Regions from separate parts of the Mus musculus genome. Here region 1 is linked to region 2. A link is a loop called in an ENCODE intact Hi-C map of the cell type or tissue named here. Cell type or tissue: left cerebral cortex. All regions are shown on one strand.

Region 1 (2,500 bases), 77 kb after region 2:
TGAAGCATCGCTGGATCCCTGTCCCCTTCCCGAGGGCCTGGCCAAGCACATGTGAGACAGGGATCGCATCCCATCCATAGAAGCACATGGCCACTGCTGCACTGACCCAGCAGGGAAGGTCAACTGTGAAGGTTCCTGAGCCTATCGGCCAGGTGGGTGAAGGCAGTGCCTTCATCTTATGGGTCAGTTTGATGCTACAGTGGTGCTCTGTTCAAGTGTGGTCAGTGGACAGGATATGCCACTAGCCAGCCTGCAGATAGTAGAAATGATCCAAAATCTAGCTCTTCCTGGTTAAAGACTGGCCTAGTCATGTAACAGTGTGCTTGAAGAGAGTGCCTGTCCAGGCCCCCGTATCAAGGAAGGGGCAACTGACTCCTAGACCAGAGCTGGCATGACTGGCCTTGGGACAGAGCCAGACCCAACTGACCTGGGCTGGGAGGGAAGGGGTAGTGGGAAGAAGGCCCTCAGCACAGGGTGGGGTGCTCGCTCCTCAATGCGCCACCCACACAGTACCTTGCCTCATTTGTGATGACTGTCCATGTGGGTATCTGTACCTGTGATTTTGGTGACACAAGTCACAGGCAGCAGTGCAGGATGGAGAGGGAAGCCCTGGTCGGCTTCAGGCAAAACATGTCAGGGGCAAGTCCTCCATCTCAGCCCTGCAGGGACATGGGCAGGCAGAGAGGGTACAGCTGTGCTTGTGGGGCAGGCCGATGCCAGGCCCGGCCTTGTGGAATCGATGCTTATGGATGGGTTAAACTGTGGCCCTTGAGCTCTAAGAGACCACAGTCTCAACCTAACAGCATCCAGAGACACAGGTGTCCCAGGTGCTCCACACTGTCTGTCCAGTTTGGCTATAAGCTGGGGTTCCCACAGCCATGTTCAGTCAAATGACAGGTAGACTAGAACTTGGGGACATTTCGTTGAGATTTGTTTGTTGTGAAGTATACACAATAGGCCAAAGAAAGATATGTGGTCTCTCTGGCTCCCCATCATTAAGTCCTGAAGCTTGAGTGTCTTGGTCTGAGTTGGAGTGATTCGCCATGTGGGCACGACCATAGATAGCCAGCATCAGCACCGGCCCTGGGGTCTGGTAAGCAGAACGCTCATGCCAGGTATCTCTGACCAAGCTCACCCAGGAGAGGCATCCCCAGCACGGACTTATTGTGGAAAACAGAATACTTCCCCCAGGGCCAGCCTGCCAGGAGCCGTGCGCCCAGAGTCTGGACAAAGGCCAAGTATAGACGCTCCTTGGCTATGGCTGTTGGAAGCGTAGTATTACAGCCAGCCAGCCACGTAGCACAACACATTGGAGAGCGCCAGTGGTTCCTGAGTTACAGCTGACCATGTGCTGGAGTTCACACCATGAGGATCATGCATGGCCAGCCCAGGAAACTCCCAGGGAATGGCTTCTGCTGAGCTTCTGTCACTCATACACCACGGTAAGGTTGAAAGGCCCTGAAGCTGATGATCTTCATATTCTTTCCATATCGTGATGTCCTAGCTCCAAGCCCAGCCCACTAGCAGCCACGCCACCCATGAGACTCTCTACATGGTCTTCTGCGTGATATCAGACACCAGTCCCTGGAGGGGGGACTACATACAATGTGACTTCACAGGTCTTGTATTCTGTGCCTGGAAGAGATGAGTGGGTTTCTGGGCCCTGCTGCTTACTGCAGTGCTCTCTTCAAATGTGGCTCACGCGATCACTGATGACCATTGTGCAGGCCCGGTGCTCAGCTCTGTGTTGATGTCATACAGCCTCTCCCAACATGTCCTCTGCTGGACACCATCTGCCAAGAAGCTCGGGGCTTTGTCCACAGCATGACAGTCACAGTCCACTGTGCGCAGCATCCAGAGAGTGCTGTGAGATGCCATGGCCCACAGCACTTGCTGATGGAGACAAATACAGATCACCCATAGCAACTGGGTACCACAGTCTGAAGTGCAGTGACCATAGTGCAGCAGGGAGTGTTTCATGTTTGTGTGTTTGCCTCTGACCAGTGAATGATTCCAAACCCTCAACAGCAGATGCTGCCATCCCTCACATTCAGACCTTGACACCTCCTGTTGTCGGGTATATCACTCGTAGAGAAAGCTTCATTCTATAACAAAGTACTATCAAGGATGGCTGCCTTTTGTTTCCCTGAGCGTTAGATGTTTGGTAGCCTAAGAGCCAAACTGCCCACAGAGGGCTGTACCCGCCTCTCTCCCTCTCTCTATCCCTTACACCTCTCTCCCTTTCTCTCTTTCTCTCTTCCTCTCCTGTCTTCTCGTTCTCCTTCTCCCCTTTTATCTGTCTCTCCCTCTCTCTGTCTCTGCCTTCCTTCCCCTTGCCCCCCCCCATTCTCTAATTTTTCCCCCACCCCCCATCACCCTGCCCGCCCTTTCAGCGCCTTGCTCAGGGCAACATGAATGAGGTAATAGGAGTTTGCACTGTTGCTTTGCCGAGCTGACCTTTAATCCAAGGAAATAAATCACTTTCAGCTCCTATTATTGG
Region 2 (2,500 bases):
GGGTCCAGCACATGTTTGGTTCACTCTGTATCTACCTTTTAGCCTCAGGACTCACATCTGGCTTGTCACTTATAAGGGTTCTCTGAGAAGGGCATTCTGCACTCTGTCCCCAGGCCTTGTCCTGAACCCTGGGGCCAGGAAGACAGCAATGTTTTCCTCTGTGCTCCTGGCAAGGACCCACAGGACTTACGCTGCTGCTGCTCGTGGGAGGAGGCAGGAGTCATGATTTGAACCCTTAGGTCCCGGTGAGCCCTGCTCAGTAGCTCAGTACTTAGCACACTCTTTGCTCTGTTTCCTAGTGCTGTCCACTCTCCACGACTTGTCAGGGCTCAGCCAATCTGAGCGGCTTGCTCAGAGCTGTGGTTGGGCTAAGACTATCATTTCGCTGTGGACAGTCTCCCTCTGGTTGCCTCAAGCAGGGTTACTTGATGCCCACTTCCTAAGCTGAGAACTCTGTCTGAGCTGTTCCGTGGATGCCCAGCCCTAGTTCACAGAAAAGAACTCCGTCCATCTACCCTTGCAGCTAAACTCTAGCTCCCACAGATCCCCCGGGGGTTGGGGGGTGCAGCCTGAAGACTCCAGCTTCACAGACTAAGAACCAAGGAGGATTCATAGTCGGCTCCTCGGGCTTCATGCAAATGAGCCCGCTCAGCCTGTTTTGTAACCAGAAGGCACAAAGACACTGAGGCAGGGAGCGGCAGCGCCCACACGTAGATCTGCGCGCCCGCTGCCTCCCACGGGCCCTGCGGAATTAGCTCGAGTATGGGAGGAACAGGTGACAGGGCGGGCGCCCTCTTTGAGGGGAGTCAGCTCCTCCAAAATCTCCAGGGTGTGCGGAACGGGAGGCGGGGGCGGGGGCTGCGAGACCCTATCAAATAATTGAAGTGTAATTTGTCTCCTTTTCAAAGGAGACAGAGCTGGCTCGGTCCCTGCTTCACAGTATGACTTTTCTGCCAGATGGGCGCAGGACGCCCACCTCTGCCGCCACCGTTACAGTTTCTGTCTTCCTCTGGCGACAGAACCGCTAACTCCCCCGACACCCCATGCATTCCTGAGGAGATGAAAAATGCCTCGCTCAGCCTGGGCCTGCAGAGGGCTGCCTGTGACATCCATTCTCGCCTGAGGCTGGGGAAGCAGGGAATGGTGTTTAATGAAAGGAAATGCCCTAGCCGGCAGCTTCCTGCTCTGGCTGCTTAGTGTCCCGTCTCTGCAGCGCCCTATCCCTGCAGCGCCCGCCAGTCCTAGCTGCCTCTTGCACCTGGACACGGAGGAGGACAGCTACCAGATGCATGTCCAGAGGTCTGCATTTGAGGAAGCCTCATGAACAAGGGTGTTTTCATAAGGTGGCACACAGGCCTTTCTGTCAGGGCTCAGGGGACAGAGAGATGCTCAGGGTCTCAGCATAGTCCTTTTAAGGCCGTCCTGCCAAGGGGAGACAGGCATGCTGGAGGGGGAAGGAGCCCAAGGACATCCGCAAGGAACCTTCTTGTGAACACAGGCACACATTTCAACTGGGAGTGATATTGTTAGAGCACAAGGTCGCTTAGAAACGATTTCACCACATTACATCCTGCCCGGAGGAGGAGGCTCTCTCTGCTCGCCCTCATCCCTGCCCATGTGGAACATCCTAAGATGTTCCTCCTCATTTTCTGCCTTGTTTGAGGCAAGGTCTCCTCCTAACACATGCTACTGTACCAGGCTTTGTGTAGGTCCTAGAGATCTGAATTCTGATTTTCATGCCTGTGTGACAAACATCTAATTCATGGAGGCATCTTCCCGGCCATGTTTGTTTGTTTGTTTGTTTGTTTGTTTTTGTCGTCTAAACTTGCCTGAAAGGGCTGGTGGCATGTCTTTATAAAGGAAAGGGGTTTGGCAGAACCCTCCATAATTTCTTGGTAGCTCATGGCTGTCACCGACTCTTTTGTATTAAACATCTTGGCAATGTGCCAGCTAAGCAGGTCATCCCATATACATATTATGGGATATGGATGCCACCTGTGTCCCAGCACAGAGCTCGCCTCAGATGACAGACACCTGCCAGGCCTTCTTCGCTTCCTTTCCTGTTCTAGTTTGTTATATATTATTATGATAAACACCATGACCAAAAGCAGCTTGGGGAGAAAAGGGTTTATTTCATCTTACAGCCCACCACGAAGGGAAGGCAGGGCGGGAACCTGGAAGCAGGTACCTGGAGACAGGAGCTGAAGCAGAGGCCATGAAGAAATGTTGCTTAACTTACAGGCTCCTTCCTTGTGACCCACTCAGCCTGCTTTTTAAGTTATTTCTTTTTTGTTGTTGTTGTTGTTTTTGTTTTTCAAGACAGGGTTTCTCTGTATAGCCCTGGCTGTCCTGGAACTCATTCTGTAGACCAGGCTAGCCTTGAACTCAGAAATCCACCTGCCTCTGCCTCCCGAGTGCTGGGATTAAAGGCGTGTGCCACCACCGCCCGGCCAGCCTGCTTTTTAAATTCAACTCAGGACCGCTTGCCATGAGTAGCACC

The links. Peaks named below come from ENCODE experiments on the same cell type or tissue, not always from the same donor. Only the 100,000 strongest peaks of a DNase experiment are listed, where the experiment ranks them.
Region 1: a loop joins it to region 2, with 7 times the contacts of the local background. A loop is called at or near these places in 4 of 42 quality-filtered maps.

The regions. Positions count from the first base shown.
Region 1 is chr17:25,633,013-25,635,512 of GRCm38, forward strand. All of the region lies in intron 5 of Lmf1 (lipase maturation factor 1), which reads left to right. Among named protein-coding and RNA genes, the nearest start is that of Lmf1, 55 kb to the left of the region's middle. In left cerebral cortex, no CTCF peak of the experiment used is centred here; DNase peaks (open chromatin) are centred at 1,292 and 1,787; H3K27ac peaks cover 781 bases.
Region 2 is chr17:25,555,692-25,558,191 of GRCm38, forward strand. No RefSeq gene overlaps it. Among named protein-coding and RNA genes, the nearest start is that of Sox8, 14 kb to the right of the region's middle. In left cerebral cortex, a CTCF peak has its summit at 1,070 (motif pointing right); DNase peaks (open chromatin) are centred at 710, 987 and 1,960; H3K4me3 peaks cover 390 bases; H3K27ac peaks cover 2,352 bases.